Regions from separate parts of the Homo sapiens genome. Here region 1 is linked to region 2. The links are chromatin loops, found by intact Hi-C in ENCODE. Cell type or tissue: GM12878. All regions are shown on one strand. Each heading gives the region's core, and the rest is flanking DNA. Links, peaks and the distances in the headings are about the cores only.

Region 1 (7,842 bases), core at 1,907-6,906, 610 kb before region 2:
GAGAATTGCTCTTTCCTAGGCCTACCATTTTTCTTCTTTATTTTGCTACCCTCAGAAAAGGATATGCTGCTCGAAGGTGCCAAAAGTGGCATGGTACTATTGTATCAGGAAATGTTCCTAAAAATATTTTAATGAAAATTAAATATGCAAAATTATTCCAAAAATGTATATTCTTGTTGCTTGACAATCCAACTTTAACTAATTTTGTCATATTACAGCAGCATGACAGCTGCCTGGTCTCATGATTAAAGGGTAACTTTTAAGAAATATATAGAAACATCAGAACAGAAGTACTCTTAGAGTTTGAAAAACCTGGAATTAGGCTAATTAAATCATTTCAGCATGGTGAAATTTTAATCAAAAATTAAAATGTTATTAAAATCAAATTTTATAAATATTAAATTAAATTTATTAAAATTAAATTAAACTAAAATTAAAACTTTAATTCCAATTAAAAATTTTTAAATTAAAGAATGAACTCCTTTTGGGTTTCCTCCTCTGATTTTAAAATCCATGTATCATGCACGGAGCACTCTAACAAAAAAAGAAAAAGTCCTATCTACATTTGGCTAATGTAAGTACTCCATGTAGGTTCTGGACTTTTCTCCCTTGTTGATCCATTCCCATCTCTAGAGTCCAGAGCATACATCCCTATACTTCTTTCATGGGCCTGATCACTGAAGGCCTCAAAGTACACCTAACTTTCCTTAATACCTGGTTACCACTGGTTACCAATTACAGTGCAAATAAGCTATTATGGAATAGGGTGGATCAAAGGGTTGGACCAGGCATCTTAACCAAGAAAAGAGGTAATGTCAAATGACTCATCTCATAAGAGGATTGGCTTTTTAATAAATGTATTTGTTTAGTTTGTTCATGTCTATGTCCATAGTTTCTAGAAATTCAGACAAGTAGATTACTGGAAAAGGGAAGGCTCTTTTCAATTCTGCAAAAGCTTGGAGTTTATTTTCACAGTGAAGGCTGTATTGTGGGGCTATGACTAAAAGATAAAAAGTTCTAAAACCCATGTAGAACTGCCTAATATGCCCCCTCACAATAACCATGTCCTTTTCCTGCCTTTGCTGTTCTTTTTCTCCCTAACTGGTTTTTGCATAACACCCCAAACAAGGCATTACTGGGAAGATGATGAAGTCTTAGCTGAGAATGAATTCCAAAATGCTTACCATGGCCTACTGTGCACTGAAAAAGTGTTTCCCTGTGAGATCTCAGTGACTCATCTCTTACTACTTCACTGTCTTATTGCTGCCACTCCTTTCTCTCTAACTTCCCTGCCCTTCATGAAATACATCAAGTCTGTGCCAGACTCAGAGCATTGGCATTCCCATTTCTGTGTCTTAAAGGTACTTAGCTGAGATTTCTGCTTGGCTCCCTCCCTCATTGCATGCACTTCTCTGCTCAGATGCTACCCTCTGAATACTTTATTCAGGCTTTTAAGAGGCTTTTCAGAATACTCTATAAAATAGTACTCTCTGTGTCTACCAAAACTCTCTATCCGCTCTGCCTGCTTTATTTTCCCTCAGAGCACTTTTCACCTCCTGACCAATTATGTATTTATTTGCCATTTATCTCTACCCACTGAAATTTGAGTTCTATGAAAGTAGAGATTATGTCTTTTTGATTCAGGTATGTTTGGTTTCTAAAACACTAACTGATGCACTAGAAATTTATAATGAATATATTAATTAATATATATGAATAAGAGAATTTCAGCTTACTAAATGCATCAGTGGCTGATTTTTTAAAGTATAGGTTCTCCAACATGTTATCACGTGTGTGTATCAGGTAGGGCCCGGAATAGTTATCCCTGACGCCCTTTATCCTCTTCCCCAACAAGCACGTACTCATTCCACTTTACACAATCACACACAAATGTACACACTCACAGCTTGTATGTACTGCCAAAGTGATTGCTGCCAGACACCATACAGTTGGATATATTTAAATCATTATTTATTTTTGTAGTCTGTAGTTTGAGATTTAACAATTCATTCTGCTTGAACTGATTTTGTAGCTCATCAGTGATGTTGCCAGTCAGCCATAGCATTTGGGCCTTGGATGATGCAGGTTTGCAAATACCCCAGAAAGTCTTGCAACAGCATTATGGCATCTTTTGTAATTTATAACTTTTTTCCCAGTGTTATTGTAACCCCCCTAATGCATCAGTTGCAGATATTGCCATCCTAAGTTTGCAGAGTGGCTCTATGTGCTAGATATTAAGACAAAAATTTGAATAGGGCTGGGCGTGGTGGCTCATGTCTGTAATCCTAGCACTTTGGGAGGCTGGGGCGGATGAGGAATTGGAGACCAGACTGGGCAACATGCCCAAAAGCCATCTCTGAAAAAAAAAAAAAGAAAAGAAAATGAGCCAGGCATCATAGTGGTGTGTACCTGTAGTTATAGCTACTTGGGAAGCTGAGGTGGGAGGATTACCTGAGCCAAGGAAGTTTAGGATGCAGTGAGTTGTGATCATGCCATTGCACTCCAGCCTGGGTGTTAGAGTGAGACTTTGTCTCGAAAATAAATAAATAGTTAAAAATGAAATGGTTTATGTGACAAGGCACGATGTATGTGGTGCTAGACAGCCATGATAGTCAATCCTGACTTTGCTACTTGCTCAGTCGTGTTGTCTCACTACTAAGGTGCCTGACATTCCACAACTTAGTTTCTTCTTCTGTAAAATGGGAATCATTATACCTACTTAACAAAATTGTTGTTAAGGAATAATAATATACGTAAAGCACTGTTTGGCACAAGCCAAATGGCAATTATTGAACTAGAACTAACTTTCAATCCCCACAAAGGCACTCAACTCAGTGCTAGAGGCATAGTGGGTGCTCAAGTACTATTTTTTGGGCAATTGAATCTATCCTATTGTACTCCTTGGAGACCCTGCTATGATTATCTCACTTAATAAATAAGACATGAAAAAGAACCTGTTACAGTAGGAATCACCTGGTGTTCATGAATTCACAGTAATCTTATCCTAAAATTTGAAAATTATAGTTTGTGTATAGCTAAAACAAAGACCAAAAACCTGCACTAGGAAGAGAATGAGAGTACTGTACTCAGTGTAATCTTTCTGTCTCCAGATAACACTTTAACTCTTAGGAAGGGGCAGATTTGAATCACAGCTAAGATGAGTCATCACAATCATTTTGCTGAAAGAACTGTCAGAGAAGGGGAACAACTTTTAATATGTCCAGATGCATACCTTTTAATTTTTCGTGCCAACAGGGAAGGTTATTGGAAATGATAATCTAAACAATTTTTTATTGAATTATGTGGTTATGAGGTAATATTCATATGCACATACATATACCCACAAGTACTTCTGTCTATAGCGAATACTTTCCCAACTATATTTACTTGGAATATTGTGAAATGTATGCCCTTTTCTTGAGTCTATGTAAATATTGGTCAGAGTATATAGGAGAGGGGAAAAGATGGCAGAAGAGGAAAAGTATTATCAGAAAAATCAATTGTGACTTACAGATTCAACAGATTTGACTTATGCATCTGTTTTAAATAACCACAAAAACAATTTTGTTTTTTACAAATACAAATATATACGGTCTTTTATCATAGTTTAGAAATTTCTTTATCAGTAGGGCAGAATTCAAACTTTCACTTTGCCTTCCAGTGTTGTAAAAAAAAACACAATTTTTTTAATTTTTAATTTTTATTTATTTTTATTTTTATTTATTTTTTATTTTTGAGACGGAGTCTCACTCTCGCCCAGGCTGGAGTGCAGTGGCACGATCTCTGCTCACTGGAAGTTCTGCCTCCCGGTTTCACGTCATTCTCCTGCCTCAGCCTCCCGAGTAGCTGGGACTACAGGCGCCCGCCAACGTGCCCGGCTAATTTTTTGTATTTTTAGTAGAGACGGGGTTTCACCCTGTTAGCCAGGATGGTCTCGATCTCCTGACTTCGTGATCCGCCCGCCTAGGCCTCCCAAAGTGCTGGGATTACAGGCGTGAGCCACCGCGCCCGGCCAAAAAACTGTAATTTTGAGCTCAAATCTCAGCTCAGCCATTGATTAGCTGAATGACTTTTAGGGACTTTTTCTCATTTCTTGATTTACAAAATGAAAATGAAGATAGCTACCAGAAAAGACTCGTTATTACAGATTACAAGTGTATCTACACACACATATACGTGTACACACATTTACATTCACATATATTATATCAATTTCATTCATGTATGTATATATAAAGCCTTACATACTAAGTTTCAATAAATGTTTCTATTTAAAGTAAAATGTAACCACTGTATAACATACATTATAGATGTTTCTTCAAATAGTGTAAATACCAGCCTTTTCCAAAAGAGAGGAATAATGTTCACTATGTATTCTCTTTTATTACAGGCTTATGAAAAAATTGCTTACCTCCTCACCAATTTAGGTAAGTCCATTTTTCTTACTTCACTCCTTAGTCAGAAAATAACATATGGGCATTTCAGTCTGTAGTTACTTTATATAATGTAGCATTTTAATAACTGCAATTATTTAAGTATTTACCAATTAAAAAGGAGAGGGGTAGTATAGGAAGTTGGTCTATATTGAATAACAATAGAGAGACAATGCATGTAGTTACAAAATATTTTTACTAGAAATCAGCACACCTAGTTCTTCCTACTTAGGAGTGCTTGCTTCTCCAACTTTTCAGTTCTTTGGGTTTTTCCTCAATATTTATTTTTTATCAAAGTGTTATACTACATGTACACTTTTTAAAAGCCAAAACAATATTAAGAGATTTACAATGAAAACCAGTACTTTACCACATCACCCATTCCTATTTTCTATACCAAAGGAACTACTTTTTAACTTTTTTTTTTTTTTTTCTGAGATGGAGCCTTGCTCAGTCGCCCAGAGTGGAGTGCGGTGGTGACGCGATCTCGGCTCACTGCAAGCTGCACCTCGCAGGTTCACGCCATTCTCCGGCCTCAGCCTCCCGAGTAGTTGGGGACTACAGGCGCCTGCCACCACGTCCGGCTCATTTTTTGTATTTTTAGTAGAGACGGGGTTTCACCGTGTTAGCCAGGATGGACTCAATTTCCTGACCTCGTGATCTGCCCGCCTCGGCCTCCCAAAATGCTGGGATTACAGGCGTGAGCCACTGTGTCCGGCTACTTTTAACATTTTTATCTGTTTATTTTGTTATTTCCCACCATGTTTCCACGTGATATCGTTCTATTGCCATTATTGGATTTTATCTTTTGATAGCTATTGCCTTCCCATTATACAAGTATGAATTATTAAGACTTAGCTCTTAATGTTCCCTGCAGTGCCCTGTCCCCCGACACTCCATCTTTCATTATCTGATAAACACAGTTATTTCTCCTCCTTCCAAGGTGGATATATCAGCATTTTTAGCCAAATTAATCGTTAGTCTTCACATCATTATGTCTCTATAACTATTTTCATACCTACGGCATGGTATATTCTATAATTGTGTATACTTTTTATACCACTTCTGTATTTTTTAAGCTAATAATGGCCACTTTTTTGCTTATTTTTTTACATACTTTTCTTAATTTATCCCAAAGGTTTTGCCAAGACTCTAAATTTTCTCTGAATATATTCAGACACATCAAGTATTATACAAACTTGATTTTCTTCTTAGAGTTACCCTCTCAAGCTGTCTCCTCCAAACTAGATGGGTTATTTTCTAGGCCTGTAGCCAACTGCATCTAGACTTACTTTCATAAACACTCTGGGAATTCCTTTTATATTTTTCTAGAATTTGGATACTACTTACTAAATCCTATGTCTTATTCCTTCTTGGCTCAGTTCCTTATTTTGCTACTTGTAAGTAAGTTTCTTAAAACTTTGTAGATCTGAAAATGTCTCTATTCTAGCCTCAAACTTGATATCCATGTTCCTAGGTATGAAACCCTATGTTAGAAATACTGCCCCTTTGAATTTTGAAGGAGTTTCATTTTCTTCTGGATTCCAGCATTGTTACTGAGAGCTCTGCTACCATTCTGATTCCCAGTCCTTTGCACAGGACCTGTTTTGATTTTTGTTATTTGTTTATACTCTAGAATAATTTTGAATCTTTTCTCATTTTGAGATTTCACAATGATGTACTTTGGTGAAAACCTTTTATCATTTATTATGCTGGATACTTAGTGCATCCCATCAATATTGATATCCATTGTGTCCTGTGGGAAGCAGACACTGAGATGGAGTTAGTAATGCAAGAGATTTCTTAGAGGAAAACTCCTGAGGAAAGGAGCAGGACTGGATAAGGAGAGCCTCAGACAACAATGCAGATCTGATGGTTTTAACCAATCCAATGGAGAGCTCTAGAACAAATATTTCAAGTAAAGATTTAGAGGACTCTAACATTGGGTATAATTGAGTATAATTGGCCAAGACCTAGTACCCCTGTCATTCTGAGTCACTGGTTGGTTGTTGCCTGGGAAGAGCAAGACCTTGGCATGAAAGCTGAGGTATAGGATGAGGCTGGAAACAGCTGGAGGCTGACTGTACTCCTTGCAGCTGAACAGCAAGTTCTTACTGAGGGGAAATCCTAGTGACAAACCTCCACTGCTGCCATAATCTGAAAACTCAGAAACTTCGCTTCCAGGAGATTTTTGTATATTCTTTGTTCAATAATTTACTCCTTTAAAAAATCTTTCTGGAACTCTTTACATTCGGATGTTTCTTATCATATTCAATAGTTTTTTTTTTCTTTCTTCCTTTTCTATGATTTTTGTTGGGATTTCTTCAAGAGAACCTCAACCTTATCTTCCAAGTATTCTCCTGAATGTTTTATATTGACTCATGCTTCACATTTTCTAGAATTATTTCCTGTTCTCTGAATGTCCTTTTTCTATGTCATCCAGTTCCAGCTTCACAGATGCAGTGTCTTAAGTAGGCAATATAATGTAATTGTTAAGAATATCAGCTCTAGAGTGAGAATGCCTGAGTTGAAATCTTTGCACCATAACTTACTACATTATCATAGTTGTGCAGTAATAATTATTTTATTCTCTCGGTTTCTTAAATTCTTTTATATATATATATATACAAGGAGATAGAGTCTGTGCTCTGGAGCTAACATTGGAGAAACAATGTTTTGAAAGGGGAAGACACCAGGCTTTGGAGTTGGATATAGCAATGAACATTTGGATTGCCGCATCATGACTGTATAACTATCATTAAGCTTTTTCCTCTCCCTGTTCTCTCTTCTTCTTCTCCCCTCCTTCTCCTCCTCTTCCCCCTCATTCTCCTCCCTCTGCTTGTCCTTCTTCTTTACTTTTGGGTCTTCATTTCCTCACTGTTAAAATGACAATAATAATAGTTCCTATTTCACCATTGTTGTAGATTGGCTGCCTGACACATGACAAGTGTACAATAAATAGCAATGGTCCAGTTCATTGTTCTTTAAACCCTCTGAGCTGCATTTTCTTCAGTTGGGTAATGAAGCACTAGCTCTGTTCCTTACATTCATTTGCTTTTGAAGTACCCTATACCCAGGATTGAAGCAAATCTAAGGAGAATGACTTGGGAAAATCATACTTAATAGTAGGAAACAGAACAGTTATTTGTGCTAAGTAACAAGAAATGTCAAGGTTTTCACTTGATATTTGATTTTTTCCTCTATAATCCAGTGATGATTTATGTCTGTTGATTCATCATTTAACTAATAATGGCTATATTAGTTTAAATGGATAAAAATATTGATAGTTTGATTAAAATAATAGAATCTAGTGTGTGTGTGTGTGTGTGTGTGTGTGTGTGTGTGTGTGTGCGCCTGACATTATGTTCTGTTTAATTTTTGGCTGCGCTAATTTGTGCTTCAAAATACA
Region 2 (7,842 bases), core at 1,775-6,774:
AGTTACTTAGACTATTTGTTAAAATATGCATTCCTACACCCTAGCCCAAACCCACGAAATCACAATCTTCTGAGAGCACAGGAATCTGGGGTTTACAAACTCACATAGAAGATCCTTGTGCTTCTTGAAGTTTCATAAACATTTATTTCCAAGGCAAGAGAGCCTAGAATGGGAGCAAATCACAGCTGGTAAGCCAAACCTTGCATGAGCATTAAGAATGGCTTTTAAATTTTTAGTTGTCTAAAAAAAAAAACCTCATGCACAGAATATGGAACAGAGACCTTACATGGCTCATAACGCCTAAAATATTTACTATCTGGCTCTTTACAGAAAAAAGTTTGCCAACCTCTTGTCTAAAATAATGAGGTCATTGGATGGTGGAAAGAAAGGCAGGGGGTGGATCTGAAGAAGTTATAGGGCTGATCAGGCCAAGAATTCCTGGGAGCAGGAGTTTTCAGTGTTCCATCAGCTCCATGGAGAATCAAGCAAATAAAAAAGCATGCTCAAGTTCTGGCATTTAGCTTAGAAAAATCTTTTCCAGGGGATCTCCTGGGGTCTCTGGCTGGTCCATCCAATGTTTAATATTGACACAAAGAGCACCAGGAACACAGTAAAGGCTAAGGAAGGACCTGGTCAACCTGCACTCTCTTTGCCCTGAAAGCCACCAGTCAGCTGTCATTTATATCATAGGGAACATTTTGAGTGCAGCCTGTTGTGGCTTTTTTCTATGCCTTCCCTCCAACCATACTGATCAGCTAAGGAAGAGGGTTCTCAGAGAGCCATTCTGGGTCTATGAGGTAATTTCATAGGGACTTGGCCAGAAAGAGATCCCAGTTCTTTTCAGACAATGGACAAGAATGGCTCTACATTAGGAGCAATAGTAGAAAAGACCATAGCTCGTGAGTCAGACAGACCTAAGGTGAAGTCCTACCCTTGAACCTACTTGTTCTATGAATTTAGACTTGCCCTGCGTATGGCTATTTACACTTAAATTCATTAAAATTAAATAAAATTTAATATTCAGCTCCTCCATCACACTAGCCACACTAGTCAACTCACTATCTGCATGCGGCTAGTAGCCATCATATTAGACCATATAGATACAGGACATTTCCACCACTATAGAAAGTTCTACCAGGCAGGGTGCCGTGGCTCATGCCTGTAATCCCAGCACTTGGGGAGGCTGAGGTGGGCGGATCACTTGAGCTCAGGAGTTTGAGACCAGCCTGGGCAACATGGCGAAATCCCGTCTCTACCAGAAATACAAAAATTAGCCAGGCACGGTGGTGCACCCCTGTAGTCCCAGCTACTTGGAGGGCTGTAGTGACAGGATCACTTGAGCCCAGAAGGAGAAGAAGGCAGTGAGCCGAGGTCATGCCACTGCACTCCAGCCTGGGTGACAGAGCAAGACTATGTCTCAAAAAAGTAAAAAAAGAAAGTTCTACCAGACAAAGCTGCTGTAGACAATCTTCCAACAGTCTGTTCCAGTCTGTCCTCTGCCTTTCTTTCCACCACCTAATTGTCTCATTACCCTAGGCTCCATTGCCTTGGAACAAATGGTTATTAAACTTCAACATAAGCCTCAATTTTCTCAGTTGTAAAATGGGCATAATAATGTATCTCTCAGGATTGTTGCGAGGATTGCAGAAGCTAGAGCAGGTAAAATAATAAGCACAATTGCCAGTGCATAGAAAGTACTCAGTAAACGGCTCTTACTGTTATTGTGGACAAAATCTCAAGCTCAGTTGCTGTTGATATTCTCCCAACCTCCTCTAGGCCAGTGGTTCTCAAACTCTGACATGCGTAAGAATCACCTGGGGGTTTATCAAATTCCAGATTGCTGGAATCTTCCTCCAGAGTCTCTGATTAAGTAAGTCTGGGGATAAAGCCTGACAATTGCATTTCTAACAGGTTCCCAGGTCTTCATGAGGTAGCTCTCTGAACCACCCTTGGAGAACTGCTTCTCTAGGCAGCTTTTCATAAGCCATTACTGTCTCTCTGTTGGGGGGAGTTATTTCTTTGTGAACGTTGTTCTTTCCTAACCTTACCATTGTTAACTCATCCCTCCCACACCCAACCGTCTTCAAACAGCTATTTCCTCTAATCCCCAAGAACCCCCTTTGTCTGCCAATTTTCCAGCCCTAACTCAGACTCCGATAAACCTGGCCAACAGCTTCCTTCTCACTCTCCACCCCCGAGTTTGTCGCTGGTTTTACTCTGTGCCGCCTCTTCCACCTTGCTTGTTGTTTGTTTGCTGTAGTATAACCATTGTTTCCCTGCATTTCCCAAAGTGCAGGACATGCTCCACTGTTGGACCTGAGGCAAATTTTTGTGGAATATCAATAATTTTGGATGATAACAGAGAAAAATGACACCGAACCACGTGGTAAGGAAGTTATTATTTTCAGTTCTCTGCAAACTCTACTGATTACACCAGGAGAAAGCCTCAGTCTGGAGCTGATGTATCTTTCTCCTCTTGCTAATAAACCTCCAGCTCAGAGCCTGAGTCAGGTAATTCCATCATCACCATCGTCATCATGATCATAAAAAAATAATGTTACTTGGCTGGGTGCAGTGGTTCACACACCTGTAATCCCAGCACTTGGGAGGCCAAGGTGGGCAGATCGCCTGAGGTCAGGAGTTTGAGACCAGACTGGCCAACATGGTGAAACCCCGTCTCTACTAAAAATACAAAAATTAGCCTGGTGTGGTGGCTCACACCTGTAATCCCAGCTACTCGGGAGGCTGAGGCAGGAGAATTGCTTGAACTCGGGAGGCAGAGGTTGCAGTGAGCTAAGATCATGCCACTGCACTCCAGCCTGGGTGACAGAGTAAGACTCTGTCTCAAAAAAAAAAAAAAAAAGATACTTAAATTCACACAGTGCTTTCTGTGTGCCTGGCAGTGTTATAAGCACTTTACATATATTTACACATATTAATTCACTTAGCCTCACAACTCTACGAAGTAGACTCATTCCCAGTTTAAAGATAAAGACCCTGAGGCACAGAAGAATTATGTGACTTGCTCATGGTCACTTGGCTGGAAAGTCAGAGAACCAGGATTCAAACCTAGACAGCGTATACAGAGCAGGTGCCCTTTAACCACAGTGATGCTGTGCTGGGGTTTAGCAATACTGTTTTGTTTTCATGTGATTTGTTGTTACCCTCTTCTTATATTTTTGGCAAATGTCTTTGTCTGTTTGGGCTGCTATCACAAAATATCATAAACTAGGTAGCTTATAGACAACAGAAATATATTTCCCACCATTCTGGAGGCTGAGGTATCCAAGATGAAGACACTGGCAGATTCACTGTCTGGGGAGGGCCCATCTCCTGTTTCATGAATGGCACCTTCTCACTGCATCCTCATAGGGTGGAAGAGACAACCTAACACTTGAGGTGTCTTTTATGAAGGCACTCATCCTACTCATGAGGGCTCCACTCTCATGACCTAATAACCTCCCAAAGGCCTTACCTGTTGGGATTTCAACATACAAATTTTGGGAGGACACAAGCATTCAGACCGTAGCAGCAAGCATATTTATTTCCTGCTTATCTGGTGATAAAAAGTCTCTCTCTCTCTCTCCCTCCCTCGCTCTCTTTTTTTTTTCTTTTTCTTTTTCTTTTGAGACGGAGTTTTGCTCTTGTTGCTCAGGCTGGAGTGCAATGGCACGATCTTGGCTCACTGCAACCTCTGCCTCCCAGATTCAAGTGATTTTCCTGTCTCAGCCTCCTGAGTAGCTGGGATTACAGGCGTATGCTACCACACCCAGCTAATTTTTGTACTTTTAGTAGAGATAAGGTTTCATCACATTGTTCAGGCTGGTCTCAAACTCCTGACCTCAGGTGATCCGCCCGCCTCGGCCTCCCAAAGTGCTGGGATTACAGGCATGAGCCGCCGTGCCCGGCCCCTTCCTCTTTTTTATCTGAATTAAATAATGTATGGTTAAAAAGTGAAGCAAGTTAAGCACAAGTATTAAATGTATAATAATGGTAGAGCTGGTTCTTAGCTTTAACAACTGTGAAGATGGTATGCATCTGACTAGTGCTTGGGATAACTAGTCTAAGTAGACCGTAAGTTTCTCAAGGCAGCTTTCTGTCTGTGTCAGAAGGGTCCAGCCAGGGAACAGATGGCACACTGAAAGGGTTAGCTGGAAAGGGTGTAACAAAGGCCATATTTATAGCTGTGTGGGCAGGCAGCACAAGGGAACAACAGAGGTAGCGGCTTGCCAGGGACTAGCCACAGAGTGAGAGGCTCTTACCACCCTGAAAGGGACAAAGGGAGAAAATATTATTACCAGATTGTGACGAGAGCTATAGCCTGCTGTAACAGTGGAAGAGGGGTGGCCCAACAGAAGTTTTAGCCAGAGCAGACCAGCTATACAATTAGTCAGGTGGCACCAACCTGTTTCTCCTATGACCCTCCAATCCCTTTCTTGCCAGCACTTGCCAGAGATGGACTCCAACTGGAGGCCAGAAAGCAGAAGAGCCTGGAAATGCCATCTATGAAGGTCGGCCTCTGAGCAGCCCAGAGAAAAGCAGAAATGAGACTGGGGCAGCCAAGAGTGAATAACCAGCACGGTAGCTGACGCAGTGCGGTACACAAAGGGCGCGCTTCCAGTAAGACCTCAAGGCCCATGTGCTGCTTTGAATTCAACTGAACCGAATGGAGAAACTGGTTGCAAGTAAAGGGTGTTATGTGGTAAAGGCAACTGGACCCTGGACCGCTAGGGTTTCACTTCCAGCTTATCTAGACAAGTGAATCATCAGATTTCACAGCCCTCTTGGGGCTTGAATCACACATGTGCGGGAGGAGCTGCATTGCTGGTGCATGTGAAGTGTTTCAAGCTGTAATTATATCCTTCACCTCCTCAGAGTGTCTAGACTAGATTACGAAGGCTGGGGAAAAAAAAAAATGACTGCAGCTTTCTGTGGTCCTCAAACAAGTGGGAATTCCTGGCTGGGGCCCTTTTCCCAGAGTACACAGGAGCAAATCCCCAGAAGCAGCAGCAGCAGCAGCAGCAGCAGCAGTAGCCTTGGCTTGAAGGATGAAGATTAAAAGGGAAAAGAGGTACCACTGCCTTTAAAAGTCTCCATAGGAAAGAGACTCCAGTCAAGCACTAGCGGTAGAAATATGAAGCAACCCTGCTGTTCCTCTGCAGGAAAAGTTTTTAAATAACTTCTTATTAGTAATATTAATATTAATGATAATACTGAATCTTCATAGCACATTTATTATATACTGAACACTATGGTAGCATTTTACGTACTTTGCTTCATTTAATTTCCACAATCGCCCTGAGAAGTAACATTAACCCTATTTTTAAAAACAGAAAAATGATGCTTAGAAAGGCAAACAGAATATGGTCTTAGCTGCAGTTGATTGAACATTTATTATGTGCTTGCCATAGGGCTGGGTATCCCAGCAGTTCTCAAAGTGCAGTTCGTGGACCTCTCTGAGTTCCCAGCACCCTTACAGGAGATCTACAAGGTCAAAACAATATTCATAAAAACAATAAAACAGCGTTTGCCTTTTCCACTGTATTTACATTTGCACTGCTGATGGGAAAACTGCCAGCACCATAGCACAAATCAAGGCAGTGCACCAAACTGCACTAGTAGTCATTGAATTCTTCAAGGCCACCCACTTGTGGTAGAAAAATGTGGCCATTCATATAAGCATGACTTTGATGAAGCAGAATCATTTTTAATTTTATTAAATTTTAACCCTTGAGCACATGAACATCTTTTTAAGATTCTGCACGAGGAAACAGGAAGAACTCATAAGGCATGTCTAAGTACCATGGTTGTCTCAAAGAAAAGGCACCTGCACAGTTGTTGAGTTGCAATCTGAACTAAGCTCGGTATTCATAGATCACCATTTCTACTTGAAAGAACAAAAGAGAAATTATGGGTGTTCAGACTCTGGTAGTTGGCAGACATGTTCTCAAAACTTAACTAAGTGAGCCTCTTACTTCAAAGAAAACAGCTTAGCCGGGCACAGTGGCTCACGCTTGTAATCCCAGCACTTTTGGAGGCCTAGGTGGGTAGATCATGAGGTCAGGAGCTCAAGACCAGCCTGGCCAACATGCTGAAACCCCGTCTCTACTAAAAATACAAAAATTAATCTGGTGTGGTGGTGCATGCCTGTAGTCCCAGCTACTCGGGAGGCAGAGGCAGGAGAATCACTTGAACCTGGGAGGCGGAGGTTGCAGTGAGCCGAGATTGTGCCATTGCAGTCCAGCCTGGGTGACAGAGCAAAACTCTGTCGAAAGAAAGAAAGAAGAAAGAGAGGAAGGAAGGAAGGGAGGGAGGGAGGAAGGAAGGAAGGAAGGGAGGGAGGGAGGGATGAAGGAAGGAAGGAAGGAAGGAAGGAAGGGAGAGAGGAAGGAAGGAAGGAAACAGCAGACCATGTTTGTTGCCAATGGTAACATTTGAACTTCCATGTGAAGATTAGAATTTTGGAAAATATATATGTTACTGTTAACTCATCAGCTTCCCAATATATTAAGACTTTTCTGTTCAGATCTGTGCTGGCATTAAAGAATGTGATCCTTTGATAGTGTATAAGGCAATGTGTCAACATTTGGAAGATTTGTATAATTCAGTGAACCAATATTTTTTAAATGTCCACAGTATCATACTGCAAAATCATGCACAGGTAAACGTTCATTCAAAGCATAAAATGGCCAGTGGATTTTAAGGTAACATAGCATGAAAATTTCATTTGCATAGTTTCAGGTTCCATATTATAACTACCTTTTAAGAAACTGGCAGTCAAGTTTTGATGTAGTATCAAAAAAATGCTTTTTTTTTTTTTTTGAGACAGAGTCTCACTCTGTCACCCAGGTTGGAGTGCAGTGGTGCGATCTCGGCTCACTGCAAGCTCTGCCTCCCAGGTTCACGCCTTTCTCCTGCCTCAGCCTCCCAAGTAACTGGGACTACAGGCACCCGCCACCATGCCCAGCTAATTTTTTCTGTTTTTTAGCAGAGGCAGGGTTTCACCGTGTTAGACAGGATGGTCTGGATCTCCTGACCTCATGATCCGCTTGCCTCGGCCTCCCAAAGTGCTGGGATTACAGGCGTGAGCCACCACGCCCGGCCCAAAAAAAGACTATTAAATCACACCTCTTTTTTCCAAATGCATATCGGCATGAAGCTAAATTTTTTCCTATACTGCAACCAAAACAATCTATGGCAAAACATTGAATGCCAAAGAGATTATGAGAATCTATCTTCTCTTAAGTCACACATTAAAGAGATTTATAAAAGTGTTGCTGTTCTCACTACAGTTTTGGGGTGAAAAATATAGTTATTTATCATTAAAAAGTTAATTATGTAACATGCAGTCAGCTCACTAGTAAATAAATGATTTTAAAATTTCTCAGTTATAATTTCTACTGCAATAAATGTTGATAGATATAACCCACATTTAAAAATTTTTTTAAATTAATCTTTGAAGTCCACAATAATCTTTAAATCTTTGGAATCCTCAGTAATTTTAAAAGGGTCCTGAAGCCAAAATCTTTGAGAAGCACTGTTTCATCAATATGTCATCAATGCAATGTGATCCCAGAGCTAAGAGCTTTTCAGGGGCTTAGAAAATATATAAGCCTCAGGTAGAAAAATAGTTGTTGGCTCCAAAACTACAAAAGAAACCAATAAAAAATTAAAATGAATAAATGTTTAATTAAATGTCTACAAAAATGCACCAACATGCCAACTTCATTAACTGTTAAAATTTAATATTCATAAAGATTTCATTACATCTAATACGATTTATAGATTCAATTTTCTCACTTCACACATTCCCCTAAGTATACACAGTGATTGTTGGGAACT

The links. Hi-C counts contacts between places; a loop is a spot of excess contacts. Peaks named below come from ENCODE experiments on the same cell type or tissue, not always from the same donor. Only the 100,000 strongest peaks of a DNase experiment are listed, where the experiment ranks them.
Region 1: a loop joins it to region 2, with 2.3 times the contacts of the local background. A loop is called at or near these places in 1 of 110 quality-filtered maps.

Annotation. Positions count from the first base shown.
Region 1 is chr11:26,620,072-26,627,913 of GRCh38, forward strand. ANO3 (anoctamin 3) reads left to right here. Exons shown (of 27, transcript NM_031418.4): 18 at 4,391-4,427. Among named protein-coding and RNA genes, the nearest start is that of MUC15, 52 kb to the left of the region's middle. In GM12878, for the core only: no CTCF peak of the experiment used is centred there; no DNase peak of the experiment used is centred there.
Region 2 is chr11:27,229,619-27,237,460 of GRCh38, forward strand. LOC105376600 (a long non-coding RNA gene) reads left to right here. Exons shown (of 4, transcript XR_931141.3): 3 at 2,297-2,386; 4 at 4,444-5,544. Among named protein-coding and RNA genes, the nearest start is that of BBOX1-AS1, 15 kb to the left of the region's middle. In GM12878, for the core only: no CTCF peak of the experiment used is centred there; a DNase peak (open chromatin) is centred at 4,673; H3K27ac peaks cover 437 bases.